2 separate regions of the Homo sapiens genome follow, and region 1 is linked to region 2. The links are chromatin loops, found by intact Hi-C in ENCODE. Cell type or tissue: CD14-positive monocyte. All regions are shown on one strand.

Region 1 (8,000 bases), 110 kb before region 2:
TGGGAGATTCACAGTAACATACTGCTGGTTTGCTCCTTGAACTGGTCACTGCTTTGTTTGTCAATTTCTCAGGATTATGCTTACATAATTTCCTTTTGACCTTAGCCTCCACACCATAATCCCAGGGGGCACACTGGGGGAATAAGATGACCCTTATGTAACTTGTTACATAAGAGTCCAGAGAAGCTGGGTCTCACTTCAGTGTCTGCACAGTTTTCTAAGAAAGTTCATTTAGTTTTCTGTTGTCTCTTTCAATCAATAAATTCTTTAAAAAAGCATTCCCTTTACTTCTGAGATGCCAAAGGGGAGGGGGGAACCAGGCCAATACTGATTGCTTCTTTGTAGTTGGCACTTAATGGAAGTGATCCCATCTAATTTACGCTACAATCTTTTTCCTTTGTATGGACAAGGAAACTGAAGCTCTCAGGGACTAAAGTGAGTGGCTGAGGATCATACAGCTAGAAAGGGGTAGAAGTAGGCTTTAAAGCCAGACACAGGTTCTTCCTACAGAATATGTGTGTGATTCAGAATTGTGCAGGACAGCTCTGTTTCATGTCCTATTCTTTTGAAGTGATAGACATTGTCCACTGACTATACTAAAGCAGATAGGGAGCTCAGATCATTCCATGGACTTCAAGTCCCTTAGAGGCCAGACTGTGGACAGCCCTTTTATCTCTGTGCCAGCGTTGCCCTGCCCTGGCTCCAGCAGTGCCCAGATGGACTAGAGGCCTTTGTGGCCTGTATTTTGGACTCCTTCCTATCACCCTTTGCCCTTTACCTCTGGCTTGGCACTGAGTTGGGGCAGACACCAAAGGAACAGGTCTCATGTAACATCTTTTCCTGACATGAGCTGGGTCCCGTTGCTTCTTCTCTCTGCTCAGAGAAGTGACACGTGAGCAGAGAGCTCATGTCAGTGTGTCTGCATGGCTGGTATTACAAAGCCTCAAGGAAAAAAGCTTAACAAGAAAGCCTGAGGAAATGGGGTTTTGGTCATTTAAATTTTAGGGTCATTGAGGGATGAAGCCAAGAGGGCTTTGTCGTTAAATATATTTTTGATAATTCCCTCTTATTTTTAATCCTAACATTGAAAAAGCAATAAATGCACATAGGAAAACATTTAAACAGAGCTAAGGAGAATACAGTGATCTGTGAGTCACCCTCTCATTTGAGATACCCATTTTCTCAGTTCTCCCTAGAAGCTGCTACTCTCAGCAATATTCTGTGATCTTTCCAGAAATATTACTTGTAATCTCTATATATACAATTATACATGTATATATTTGTGCTTATCAATCTTCTGTGTGTCCAATATCCATCCCTCCATCCATCCATCTGCCCATCCAACTTATGCTCAACTCTCATGGTTGAAAATCATTAAAAAATGCTTGAATCCATTCTCTCATTTGATGTGGTGTGTTGAGACCAGTGGACCCCTGACAGAGGGTCCTGTGAGTCACCAGGATCCCTATCTGAAACCCAGTCCTCATGATAAGGTCCTCCAGCTGGTAAAGGTGTAACATTGAGCCACACACTAACCAAACATCTCCCTGAGAGATTCTGTTTCCATACCCTGCACTGCATGTTTCCTTCTGGAGTCTGTCCCCTTCAAAGCAGAGTATAAGAAGATGCCCTGTGGAACGGATAGTTCCAGTTAGGTTTGATTTTATGAAATCTCTTCTTCAGCAAAATCTGTCCTGACTGACTCCTTGACACAGAAGGGCCCTGACCCACAATCTTGTTCACCGCATTGAGATTCCCTGATTCCATGTTTCTTGCTGAATGACTAAATATCCCAACAGAGGGAGGTCAAGTTTCTCCCCAGCAAAAATTTTTCCCAGTTAAATGGCAAGAATGAAGAGCTGACAAATGGCTATGACATCACTCTTTGTCATAACTTGCCCCAAATTACTGCATGAGAAGCCAGTACTCTACTGGGTCTTGCCATGGGACAGTCATAAGTAGAAAACAAGATGATCCCCCAAAGAATTGCCCTTTAGAGAGCAATTCAAAGACAGGAAAATCACCCGTTGGTTGTGTCCCTGCTTCTAGCCAGATCTTCTAGAGAGCTCTAGATGCTGACCCCTTCATCTTGAAAAGCTCAGTGGAGACCTGGGTCCTAGCCTCTGCCACTTACTGGTTATGTGATCTTGATCAGGTGTATCTTAGTGGGTAAAGTAATTGTGTCTATTTCAAAGGACTGTTTTGTTTTAGTTGCAAGTGAGGGAAGCCTACCTTAGTCTGACTTAAGTGAACTAGAGAATATATCAGCTTGTTAACCAAAGAGTCTAGAGATAACTTTAGGTGTATCTGGATCTAGGAGCTAAAATCTTATTATTAGGACTGATTCTCTTTCCATATCTCCTTGTCCTCAAACAAAGGCAGGTCATTCCCTTATAAGCTCCCGGCAGCTCTGGACACATCCTAGCAGCTAAGAAACCTCAGCAAAGAAGAGCTCCTCCTTCCCACTTTTTCTAGCCAAAGTCTTAGGACTATATCTCACTGGACCAACTTGGTCCACATGATCACCCACAAATCTATGTGGTTATGAGGATAGAGTATCCTGATTCACCAGTCCTGAGATGGGCATGGGTCAGTTCCATCCAAACCATAGGGACGGGAGTTAGAAGGGGAATTGCCCTGAGAAGTCGAGAGGATAGAACCAAAAGAGTAGCAAGCAGACACTAGGGAGGCAAAAAACAACAGATTTGTTATGTAGGGTCTAAAAGAAGGGGGTCAACAAGTGTTTTCTGTAAAGGGTCAGATAAATATTTTAGGGTTTCTGTTGCAATTACTCAACTCTGCTCTTGGAGTGCAAAAGTAACCGTAGACAATAGGTAAACAATAGGCTTCGCTGTGTTCTAATAAAACCTTGTTTATAAAAATGGGCTGTTGACTGGATTTGGCCCATGGCTGTAGTTTGCCAACTCCTGATCTATGCAGATACTACAATCTTCTTGTCCCACATATTCTAGAGACCTGAACAAATAAGATCTGGCACATGCAAAGCACTTAAGAAATGCTAGTTATTATTATATTGTTATTATTTATGCTATACTAAGGATAATAACAATGATAATGTTGATGGTAATTATAATACTAATTAGATAATGAGATATGATGAATTATGAGTCATAAGTCAGCAGTGTATTCCAGGACTGTTTCTAAACTGTTGGTGGAGCTTCCCCTCCACATACTCATAGAGCTGGAAGGCAGGGGAGAGGCATCCAACTCAAACATCTCATTTTATAGATGAGTCTTAGGCTCAGATAAGAGGCAGCACATGCACAAGTTCACACAGCAAGCTGGGGCAGTTTTGGAGTTTGCAGCTGTTTCTTCTGCAACCTTAAAGGACTCTACCCTATAGGTAGAGTCTGTTTACACCTACTGGTACACCCATGGTACACCTGTTATACCATGGTACATCTAGTACATTTGAACATGCAGGTGTAGTTAGATAGATATTCCTTGAGTTTTGGATCCATACTGAGTAGTGTGGTGATACTGTTGGTAATATTCCTGAACTGGTGGAAAGACCTGATTTGTGACTAGCATGTGTTATATGACTCATGAGAACTCCCTGCTGCTGAGATGACTCAGATGTCTGTTTTACACAAAGATTACCAAACACCTCTCGCCACGTTTGAAAACAATGAATAGTTACTCACTGCCTTTCTGACTACCCTCTTTGTCACTATTTCTATTCGCTTAGCATGCTGGCAGCCATTTAAACAGCTAGTCTTCTGTTTGGCTGGATGTTGGTAGGAGGAGTCTTCTTTAATCCCCCATCAACATGGATACAGAGAGGCCTGTGGGCACTTTTCTCTGTACTCAGTGTAGACCCATTCATAAAATTCTTCATGATTCTGGCAAAACCCTCCCTGGATTTTGGTTAACCAGCAGCTCTGCAGTAGTTTAGGAGGTGGATATTTTACAACCACAACTCTTTAGCTCTTTTTTTCCCCAAATTTATTTCCAACTTTCATCACTCAGGGTCATTTACATAAATCAATGCAAATAAATATTTTTCTTGAGTTAAAAAATGTTGTGGAATCTGCTGGTCCCAAGTACTACAGAGACCTCAGTACACTGAATGGAAAATTTGGGATTTGGTTTACTGTTCTAGGCCAAGGGTCAGAAAACATTTTTCTGTAAAGGGCTAAAGAGTAAATATTTTAGGCTTCATGGGCCATATGGAAAGCCATGAGTTGCTGACCCCGGCTGTGAGTGCTTGTAATTTATAAATATAAAATTGGAGGATGGAGTATTTGAATTGGCTGCCTAGTTACTTGAGCATAGTCCTACAAACTAAAGTCTTGGATTTGGGCCAATGTAGGTTTAGCTATGTGATTCTGATGCTTACTAGGTCATTTTAGGCACATTGGTGGCCTTAGTTCCTTGTCTATAAAATGAGGATAATAATAGCACTCTATCTGTTTGTTCCTTCCTCCTACTTGCTTATAGAATTGTTGTTGTGAGGATCAAACAAAGGAAACCACTTATCTCAGAGCTAGTATGTTCCATAAATGTTGAGAGTATAATCAATACTGTTATTAATATCAAAGCCCATTGGGTGAAAGCAAGTATTCAAGAGCAAACAATTAATGAGCTGATTGGGTCACCTTCAAAGGGTTCTAGATAGAGATCATCAAGAAACCTTTTTTCCTTCTCTTTTTAATTTTAATTTTAATTTTAGTTGTGGGGTACATGTGCAGGATGTGCAGGTTTGTTACATAGGTAAACCTGTGCCATAGCGGTTTGTTGCACTTATCAACCCATCACCTAAGTATTAAGCCCAGCATGCATTAGCTATTTTTCCTAATGCTCTACCCCCACCCACCCCACCCCCTGAGAGGCCCAGTGTGTGTTGTTCCCCTCCCTGTGTCCATGTGTTCTCATTGTTCAGCTCCTACTTATAAGTGAAAACATGTGGTGTTTGGTTTTCTGTTCCTGTATTAGTTTGATGAGGATAATGGCTTCCAGCTCAATTCATGTCCCTCTGAAGGAGATGATCTTATTCCTTTTTATGGCTGCATAGTATTCCATTGTGTATTTGTACCATATAAGAAACCTTTTTTCAGCATCTTCTGTGGGAGGATGTCTGAAGAGACTGGATCAGATTTTTAACAACATTTTTTAATTTAATTTTTTAAAAATTTTATTTACTTAATTTTTTTGAGACTGGCTTATGAGACTACCTAATTTTTGTTTTTGGTAGAGACAGGGTTTCACCATGTTGCTCAGGTTGGTCTTGAACTCCTGGCCTCAAGTGATCCACCTGCCTTGGCCGCCCAAAGTGCTGGGATTGTAGATATGAGCCACTGACTTGGGTGAGACTGGATCAGATTTTGCTTGGCATTGTTGTGAAGACCCTGGTAGTAACTCATGATAGACTGTCTTCCTTTCTCCAAAAAATGAAGCCTCACATTATTCAAAGGAAAATCTCAAATTAAAAATCCTTTCCTGAGCATTTCCTTCAGCTATAGAGTTCAGCTAAATGGCATGCCCAGGGTCTGGATCATCAACACAGTCTGAGGTGATGAGTGATTACAGGCCAGAGGAGTACTGGGACCTCTGCTAATTTGTTCCCCGTGACTTCATCACAGCTGCCCTTGGTTGTGCAATTGCGGTTGCTATGGCTGAAGTTTGAAAGAACTTGGCCTGAAGCTGCCTATATGGCCAATATCTTGGGGGAAATATAGCTTTCAATAGATAGGTTTTATGGGTATTTGTGAAGAATTAGCAGCTATGAGGTTGAGGTTGGGTATGTTGATGAGACTGGAGGAGAAGTTTGCTTGAGAGTGGCAAAATACAACAATACACAACAATACACACACTTCCCCCCCATCAATGCATACACTCTTAACTACTTTGGACAATTGAAGGCTATGTCTATGATGCTGTAAATAAAGAAATATTGAAGAATGTTATTCTCATCTTAAAGTATCAGGTTCTTTCAGCTGCCATATTGTAATGAAAAGGGGTTGGGTTTGGATGAAGACAGACCAAGGTGTGATTCCCAGCTGTCTACTCCTAGCTACCCGACAATGGAAAAGTTACTTAACTTTGCTTTCTCATCTGTAAAATGACTAACAGTCACTTCTCATATTGTACAAAATGTCTGTCTTAAGGGATGTTGCAAAACAAAACAAAACAAAACAAAACAAAACAAAACAAAACAAAACAAAACAAAACAAAATTGCTCTCCAGCCAGACTCTACAAGCTGTGAGTCCAACTCACCAAATCTTCACATCCTGCCCCCCAAAGTAGACTGGTAAAGAAAAGGCTGAAGTCATGTCTCAGCATTTGAGCATTGCTCTCTAGTCATTGCTCTAGAGAGTTCTAATCTTGGGGCTACTGATAATAAGGGGCCATGCAGAGAAGATAGTGAAGCCCTCCTCCACCCGCTGTAACCTGCTAGTCAGTCATCAATGATTCTTAAAGCACTGCCTCTGCCTGCTCTCAGGAAGGTGAGATGACGCATCACTTGCTTTTGTTTTCACACCTGTCCCCTGGGAACCTTTGCTCAAAGTTGTAAATTATGTGACATCTTTAGTAACAACAACGTGATTCGCTCTGTTAAATCACTCCCTACCTGCTTGTAGCCTGGTGAATAAATTTTCATTCCTTTTTTGAAGATTTTACTTAAGCATATGAAGAAAGCTCCCATCTGTACAATGATGGAACCAAAAGGGACAGGGGCTGCTAACTTAATGAGAGCCAGGCAGGTATGCACATGAAATCAGGAAACAGTTTGCTTTCCTCTTAACACTCTCTTCAGAAAGACAGCAATGGAAGCCTGATGATAAATAGTAATTGACACTTCGCATTGGTGTCAAGGAGACAATAAGGGATGGTGGGGACTGTGGCAGACTGGAAAATCCATGCCTATCTAAGGGACAATCACTTCTTAGTTCTATCTGATTGTTGCCACTCAGGGATCTAGGTTTCATAATTATAAGTGGACAAAACCCTTTAGTAACTTTCAATAATAATACTGAAACAAAGTGCATTGAAGTTTACTTAAGAAAAACTTAAATGAGCAGTGGCTTGCACCTGTAATCCCAGCACTTTTGGAGGCCAAGGCAGGTAGATTACTTGAGGCCAGGAGTTCAAGATCAGCCTGGCCAACATGGCAAAACCCCGTCTCTACTAAAAATACAAAAAAAAAAAAAAAAAAAAAAATTAGCTGGCATGGTGGTGCATGCCTGTCATCCCAGCTACTCGGGAGGCTGAGGCATGAGAATTGCTTGAACCTGGGAGGCAGAGGTTATAGTGAGCTGAGATCGTGCCTCTGCACTCCAGCTTGGGCAACAGAGCAAGACACTGTCTCAAGGGGAAAAAAAAAGAGAAAGAAAAACTTACATGATTAACAATATCTTACTATAAATTAAAGGGTTTTAGAATAAATTTCCAACTCTTCGTCATTAACATTGTTAAAGTTACTGCTTATTTAGCTTAGCAATAAAGAAAAGGAATCCTTATCTTAAGGTGAATAAATTCTGTGACATCTGTTAATTTTGGTATAACAATATAGGTAAAAGTTATGTTTTCTTTTTGTTTCTGTTTATGGTTTTTGCTTTTTTTTTTTTTCCTGAGGCAGAGTCTCATTCTGTCACCCAGGCTGGACAGCAGTGGTGCCATCTTAGCTCACTGCTGCCTCCGCCTCCCAGGTTCAAGTGATTCTCCTGCGTCAGCCTCCCCAGTAGCTGGGATTACAGGCATGCACCACCACACCTGGCTAATTTTAGTATTTTTTTTTAGTAGAGATGGGGTTTCACCATTTTGGCAAGGCTGGTCTCAAACTCCTGACCTCAGATGATCCACCCACCTTGGCCTCCCAAATTGCTGGGATTACAGGTGTGAGCCACTGTGCCCCCTCACTGCACCCTGCCAAAGGTTATGTTTTTTGAGTAGCTGCGAAAGAGACCTGTTCGGAGAGTGAATACTTGATCAGCTGTGTGCGGATGGGGAATGAGACCACTCCAGGGAGCCAACCTGA
Region 2 (8,000 bases):
TTTTGATGGTTCTGTCACATAAGTCTGGTTGTTTCTCAATTTTCCACACTGCAGGCTTAGGAGTCAGCTTTTCCAGACTTGTTCATTCAGTTACCAATCAGCTATCACTTTTCAGCTTCAAGTTTTTGTTGCTCTTGTCTCTTCTTCCAATCTCTTTAACTCCACTGGTTGATTCCGTCTGGAAATATCTCTTTATTTTCTTTTTAGAGGCTTACATGAGGGAATGAAGGTATGTACACTCTCCTCTCTTTAACTGGAAGTCCAGGAGTAGTTCTTGGCTTTAAAAGAACTAACACTTCACTGTATCTCACTTAGTTTGAAACATGTGAACCACACATCACTCATAGAAAACCAGATTTTCTCCAAAAGAAGACTTTCAAGTTGATGGAAACCCATTTTGTTTTTGCTTTTTTAAAAAATAAAATGAGTGTGAGGCTTCAGCCACCTCAGATACCTTTGACTTTGTTCCTCTAAATTACCCAGACGGTGCCAGATAAGCATAGTTCTGTCCCTCTCAGCCTCCCATTCTTTTAAATTAGAGACTTCTGAGTCTGTTTCCTTTAGTCTTTTAATGTTAGCCTTTTAATATTTTCCAATAAGTGCTTTCAACTCAGCAATATACATATCATGCTTTCCTCATTATTATTGATCCATCAATAAATATACAAAAACCAGAGGAAGGGTGTGCTCTGAAAAGTCAAAGTAACAATAACAGTGGTCATTGTACAGCACAAGAATGAACAATGGGCTATTCTTTGAAAACTCAAAACAAATGATTTACACAAAGACATATCTATAACATAAAGGTGAATGGACCATGTTATTCTTATTCTTAAGTACATTTTGCTTTTCCAGATAAGTCAAATGTTTCCTCTCTCCTACTCCTCTGATATAACAGTATTGAATGAATGTTGGCTACAAAATCAATTCTTGGTGTTGTTATGAATCTCAATATAAAACTTTTGGAAAGGTTCTGCTAGAAAAGCCAATTCTACCAGGCTTGAAATATGGATTCGAAGATGTCTTTTGTCTCTTTTGATTTTTCACTCAGAGCTAATTTTAAGGGAAGTCTTCAGGAGACACAAAAGATTTACAATTGCAAGAAAAATTACATCTTTAGCTCTTAGGTTGCTTTGCAAAATAATTAAATGTTGGCCTTTTACTTTTATAAAGACCCAGTTTAAATGACTTAGCCCAGGTCACCTGAAAATCATTGGTAAAAATGACGTGTAGTCAAGCTGTGCTTCCAGAGTTACGCCCTTGAGATCAAGGGAGTGAGAATACATCTTATTCCATAAACTTCAGGCAATGTTGCAAGGGTTTGTGAAGACTTGGCCAGCTCTCCGTTGACAATGGCCAAGGAATAGAAGCTCTAGACCTCCCTTATTTCTATCGTGAAAACAGAGGTATATCCAAGTGAGGGACTACAACAGTAATAAAGGGAAAAAAGTATTTAATTCCAAAATAAAATTGAAAATAACCTCCTGTCTCAGCCTCTTTTTGGGAATATCTAGAAGGAGTGGAAAACCATCTCTGGCTATGAGACTTGTATCACTACCCCTTTCTCCCTGGGGCGACAGGTAGAGGCTGTTGTAACCATTTTGAACCTTGTCCTGGAGTGGCTTGTTGCTTTTCAGTTAAAGAGCTTGAGTGAGCCTGTCTGGGCCTCTGGCAGACCCAGGAAATCTCTGGGAAAACAAGAGGCACTTGAACACTAGTGGCAGTAACAACACATAGTGGCCTAATGTCCAGTTTCTTTCAAGTTGAAAAGAAAATAAAAAGAAATCCAGACCACTGAAAATGGATCTGGCCAATGATGTTCACAGAAGAGAAAGGAAGTTTTTCAAGATTGTGGGGTGAAGTGGAGGGAGAGAGGGAGGGGAGAGGGTAGACAGGGAGGAGCAGAGGCTGGGAATAGTGCAGAAAGTTGACATCTCTCCTTTAAAGATATTCTACAGATCAACTCTGTCTAAGCCCAGCCCTGATTTAGTCAGGAGCTTTTCTTCTTCTTTCTGCTTTGTGGTCTGAGAAGCATTGCCTGTTAAGCACATAAGTTTAGGTAACAAATGACTTTTAGTAGGAGCCTCAGAAAGGAGATACCATTTAACAGGAGCCGTTGCTTTATAGATGCAATGGCTTCTATGACAAGCAGCCTTTGGAAGTTCTAGGACCAATCGGACACCCTGACTGATGAATAAATGCCACAAAGGACTTGCCAAGTGGGAGAAAATATGAGGTTAGAGGATAAAGCCAGTACTCTCTTGTTTGGTCATAAACTTGCCTATCTGGTGATAAGATTCCAATGATGGGAATCCCTTTAACCTTTTGAGGGACTCCCCAGGCACTTAACTCATCCTAAATAGCAACTGCATCAAGAACAGACACTGGTGTGTTTAAGTTTACAAATACAGCCATAAAAATGTCAAACAGGATCTACATGGCATCATCCTTCCCCTTTGCCAATCTCTTTCATTTCCATTGGCTTCTTCTCTTATTGTAAGACATCAAAAGGCACTTCCATATTGTTTTTGGAAATCACTAATAGGGCCAGCCTCTATGAAATAGGGCCCCAGGGATAACAGGTCATGCAAACTTAATGTGACTTTGCAAAGCCTTTCACAGGAGAGAACAGGTGGCCATTAAACCATAAAAGAGGCTGAAGCTCCTCAGCTTCCAACTCTGATTCCAGGACAGGATGGAAAACCTTTGGACAGTGTCAAAAAAAAAAAACAAAAAACAAAAAACAAAAACAGTGCTGCCCTCCTTGGTCTTCCATGAGATTTGGCTGAGTGGGTCTGAGTGGGAACTCAGGGTCTCTGAGATGAAGACTTAGAAGAGTCTCCTTACCATTCTCAGCTCTTCCTGATACATTGTAGGGACCCAGACAGTGCTGGTTTAGAAACTGAAGAATCACAGCACAAAAGGTGAAGATCGAAGAAGTACAGATATTTATTATGAATCAGTTTAAACCCTTTTGTGCCTCTGACAAAGTAACTTTAAAAAATTATACTGATCAAAGGACTGATCCAGGGTTTAATATTTCAAAAACACAGATAAATAGTTTACTACAGATAAATAGCTTCACCCTTTGGGTGTCTCCCAGAAGCATCTGAAAAATTTCTAGAGGGGGTCTGTTGAAGATGTGTAACTAGTACACCCCAACCCCCAACCTCAGTGGAAAGCAATGCCCAGGGATTAGGCTATGGAAGGGCAAAATGGACCCATTCAAATTTCCTCCCAGGGACCAGGCCCTATTAACCCTGGGAAATGTCCTTAGCTGGTGGGGGAAAGGTTGGCGATCAGGAATACATATGTGTAGTTTTTGTTAGAAGCCATCCATAGCACACCCGAGGGATGAAAGGCCTCCAAGTGGGAACTGGAACGATCAAATTCTTGCTGATTATTAATTGGGCCCTAATTTCAGAAAGCAATGCTGTTTTTACAAATTGGACCTGACTTTAAAGAACAAAACACAAAAAACAAAAAGAGTAGAAAATTTTATGCTAAAAAAGATTCGCAATGAAACAATCAGTAGCACATTGCATCTGTTAAGTGTCCCAGCTCCCTGTAATGGTTATGTTTCCAACGGTTGTTTCTTTCCAAGATAATGGTGTAGGTGTTACACCCCAATCTTCATGTCCACATTCTGCAGGTTCCTTGTCTCATCAGCTGTCATAAACTGGTCTGGAGTTTCTGACGACTCCTTGTTCACCAAATGCACCATTTCCTGAGACTTGCTGGCCTCTCCGTTGAGTCCACTTGGCTTTCTGTCCTCCACAGCTCCATTGCCACTGTTGATCACTAGCTTTTTCTTCTGCCCACACCTAATAATTTAAAAAATGTACCATATCAGAAAGATTGCAGTGACTCAGGCATCAGATCATCATCCTTACTGAGCACCATCATTGATGATCACTATGGTTTATGATGGCTTTAGTGTGTGCCAAGCACTGTGCTAGGGGTTTTCTCTACTTTAACAACTAACAACCAGCACTTAACAACCAGACTCATAACAACCAGCACTCCTCAAAGTGAGGTCCCTGGACCAGCAGCAAAAGCATCATCTTGGAACCTGTTAGAAATACAAATTCTCAGCCCCACCCCAAACCTGCTGAATCAGAAAACTCTAGAGTTGGAGCCCAGGATCTGTGGCTTCTCTGCACAGTCAAATTTGCAACCCCTCAGGGGCTTCTCTGCACAGTCAAGTTTGCAAACCAGCAACTAAGACTCCAGGAAGCCGGTGTTATTATTATATTCTCTATATTCCAAGTGAAGAAACCTTGGGGATCAGAAAATTCAGTAACTTCCCCCAAGTAACTCAGCAAGTAAGAAAGAGGATTCAAACCCTGGTCTGTCTGACTCTCAAGTTCTGATTCTCTTTCTATCTTACTTCACAATGGAAATGTTTGCCTCTTTTAAGCATTTTAGCAGTTTCTGCAGATTTAGATAAACCATCAACATGATGATTGTAAATCATTCTGATTTGTATATTCCAGAAAGTCCCATAACTTCCTCTCCCAGTCAACACTTTGTCGGCCTTGTCAGCATTATTACTGAATGTATCGAGAAGAATAAAACAACATTTTTCTAGAGGTATAAGGCCATAGTGATGTTTTCCTAACATTGGCTAACTCATACAACCCTGATATAGGAAGTTTAATAACATAAGACAAATTATTCTCGTTAATTTAAGGTTTCTCAAACATTACTTAAGACCCAAACGCAAAAGAAAGTTGCTATGGAAGAGTACGACCTTGATCTTTTCCCTGGTTACTGTCCATTGCTTCACCCCACCCAGCCTAATGCAATGCTTCCTCTTTCCTGTAACATATCACTACTACACATATACGAGTCAGACTATGCTTAGAGGAAGGAAAGTTGCATAGCTTCACAACTACAAGCAAGATGGGGATTCAGGGAAGCAGATTACCTCCTGAATACCAGACATTTTACATGTAATTTTCTGTAATTCTTACAACACTCTTTCAAAGCAGCTATTGTTCCCATAATACAGCAATGGAAACTGAGGCCAAAAGAGGTTTAATAACTTGCTCGAGGTCACACAGAAAGTAAGAATGACAGAGCCAATATTCAAATCCAGGCCTTTATGACCAAAGCCTGGGCTCTGCCTGGCTCTGTCAATGCTGCCAGCCCTCTGGAGATTTGGAAACAGTATGAAGTCAGAATTGTTCACTTTGCCTCTGGATATTTGGAGTAATAGTGACAAAGCCTCTATTATTCATGATCATGGACCATTCCCTGTAGGACTGCCAAGGCCATAAACTTTAAGCTCTTGTTTGGGGAAATAAAAATTATACCTCCTCAACAGGAGGTAGATCCTGTCTCCTCTAGCATAAGGCTTGATGAGGGGTTGGGGGAAGGATGCTTGAACTGTGAAACAGATTCATGGGGACCAGGAATACAGATGGAGTCCAGCAGGATGCATGGTCAAGAAAAGGGCCTTGGAGGCCAGGTGCAGTGGTTCACTCCTGTAATCCCAGCACTTTGGGAGGCCAAGGCGGGTGGATCACTTGAGCCCAGGAGATTGTGACCAGCCTGGGCAACATGGTAAAACCCAGTCTGTATTCAAAATACAAAGATAAGCCGGCTGTGGTGGCATGTGCCTGTAGTCTTAGTTACTTTGGGGGCTGAGGTGGGAGAATTACTTGAGCCCAGGAAGTCGAGGCTGCAGTGAGCTGTGTTTGTGCCACTGCATTCCAGCCTGGGTGACAGAGTGAGACCCTGTTTCAAAAAAGAAAAAGAGACCAGGCACAATGGCTCATGCCTGTAATCCCAACACTTGGGAGGCTGAGGCAGAAGGATCACTTGAGGTCAGGAGTTCGAGACCAGCTGGCCAACATGGTGAAACCCCATCTCTACCAAAAATACAAAAATTAGCCGGTCATGGGGGCATGGTGGTGCGTGGCTGAATCCCAACTACTCAGGAGACTGAAGCAGGAGAATTGCTTGAACCTGGGAGGTGGAGGTTGCAGTAAGCTGAGATTGCATCACCGCACTCCAGCCTGGGTGACACAGTAAGACTCCGTCTCAAAAAAAAAAAAAAAAAAAAAAGGAAAAAAGAAAGAAGAAAAGGGGCTCGGAAGGCCTGGTTTTGAGAACTTACTGCTATGTGACCTGGGGCAACTCACTTAACCTCTCTGAGCCTCAGTTTTGCATCAATAATACCAGGTTACTAAGAGTAGCAATATCATAGGATTGTGAAAAGCCCTTGAAACAGAGACTGTCACTAAATAAATGAGTCTATTGTTATTATTCTTGCTCTTATGAGGGGTAAGGAAATAATTGTTATTCTTGCTCTTATGCGGGGTAAGGAAACTAAGGTTTGGGTTAACACTTAGAACAGTATCTGGAGCACAGTAAGCTTTCAAGTGCTATCTATAATTGTTAATATAACAAAAGCCATATGAAATGAATTTTGCTTGTTTCTCCTGGCTGCCTCCACCTACCTCGTTATTATTTACTATGAAGAGGATTTAAAAGGCTCAAGGTAGAATACTGCTTGTGTTACTTCCAATTCCCTGGCCCCTGTGTTCTTTGGAGGAAAGTTGTCTAGTTAAAGTAATTCCCATTTCCCTAACCAATGGGTGGTTGAGGGATGGAATGAAATATTGTGGGAAAGTGATTTATGAGCATAAAAAATATGTCTGTGCATGGGAGTGGGTGGGGATTAATGTTGTTAATCTAAACGAAGCTGATCTTGACAGTGGATAACATTTGACCTATAGGACACAGGAATATTGTGCTTGGTTTTTGGTTGGCCTGCATTTCCCTTTGGATTTATGTGTTTCTATCTGTCTGAGTAGTTTCAGGAGGGTAGGATGATTCTCATAAATAACTCATTCCAATATTCAGTGCTCTAGGCGTCTAATAAGTGCTTTTAAGAGACAAATTCTAATTTTTAAGTTATTCCTAGTTATAAGAATTTAAGAAGGAGCACTAGACCTTAAGGGGCTTCAGAGATCATCTAGCCCAGCTTCTTCATTATGTAAACTGGACACCAAGTCCAAGAAGTATTGTCCAAAGTTTCACAGCTTGTTATGGCACTGCACTGCAAGAATCACAGCTTGGATTTTCTGTTTTTGTTTGTTTGTTTGTTTGTTTGTTTTGTTTTGTTTTTTACAAAGTCTCACTTCATCAACCAGGCTGGGGTGCAATGGCACTATCTCGGCTCACTGCAACCTCTGCCTCCTGGGTTCAAGAAATTCTCCTGCCTCAGCCACCCAAGTAGCTGGGATTACAGGCACCCGCCACCACACCTGGCTAATTTTTGTGTTTTTAGTAGAGGTAGGGTTTCTCCATGTTGGCCACGCTGGTCTCAAACTCCTGACCTCAAATGATCTGCCTGCCTCAGCCTCCCAAAGTGCTGGGATTACAGGTGTGAGCCCCCGCGCCCAGCCACAGCTTGGATCTTCTGACTCTGAAGATCAGAGATCCTCATGGATCTGTGTCTTACCTTTATCTCCTCTTCCCTTAAATCTCAGGCATTAGCTGAGCACACAGCAATCACACAGTGTGGAAGGAGGCAGACTGAGACCTCACCAGGAAAGAGAGGGCAGGCTGGCTGGGGTTTAGAAGCCAGGTAACATACTTTTATGGCATGGCAGAATTTATCTTAAAAGATTTAGGTGGGTAACTTGGCAACTGATCTCATGACTCTTCTACCTGACAATCCTTAACGATATTTAGGGATTTATTTTGCACTGTTTTAGAGCTGTGCCATCCAATATGGTAGCCACCAGCCACATTTGGCTATTTGAATTTAAACTAATTACAATGAAATGAAATTAAAAATTCACTTCCTCAGTTGAACTAGCCATAGTTCAAGTGCTCAGTTGTGGCTAGTAGTTATATATTGGACAGTGGAGGTATAGAATATTTCCATCATCACAGAAAGTTCTATTGCATAGCACTGTTCTAGACAGCAGGACGAGGTTGGGTGAGCTCAGATTGCAGGAGCTAGACTGTAGCATAAGAGAAGG

The links. A loop is a pair of places that touch in the nucleus more often than their neighbours do. Peaks named below come from ENCODE experiments on the same cell type or tissue, not always from the same donor. Only the 100,000 strongest peaks of a DNase experiment are listed, where the experiment ranks them.
Region 1: a loop joins it to region 2, with 2.7 times the contacts of the local background. A loop is called at or near these places in 3 of 110 quality-filtered maps.

Annotation. Positions count from the first base shown.
Region 1 is chr11:35,333,011-35,341,010 of GRCh38, reverse strand. The region is part of intron 1 of SLC1A2 (solute carrier family 1 member 2); the gene reads left to right. Among named protein-coding and RNA genes, the nearest start is that of SLC1A2-AS1, 55 kb to the right of the region's middle. In CD14-positive monocyte, no CTCF peak of the experiment used is centred here; DNase peaks (open chromatin) are centred at 3,200, 3,620, 5,580, 6,070 and 1 weaker place; H3K27ac peaks cover 3,063 bases.
Region 2 is chr11:35,224,953-35,232,952 of GRCh38, reverse strand. It overlaps CD44 (CD44 molecule (IN blood group)), which reads right to left. Exons shown (of 18, transcript NM_000610.4): 18 at 551-3,824. The coding sequence ends at 3,620. Among named protein-coding and RNA genes, the nearest start is that of CD44-AS1, 14 kb to the right of the region's middle. In CD14-positive monocyte, no CTCF peak of the experiment used is centred here; DNase peaks (open chromatin) are centred at 4,822 and 6,052; H3K4me3 peaks cover 997 bases; H3K27ac peaks cover 4,867 bases.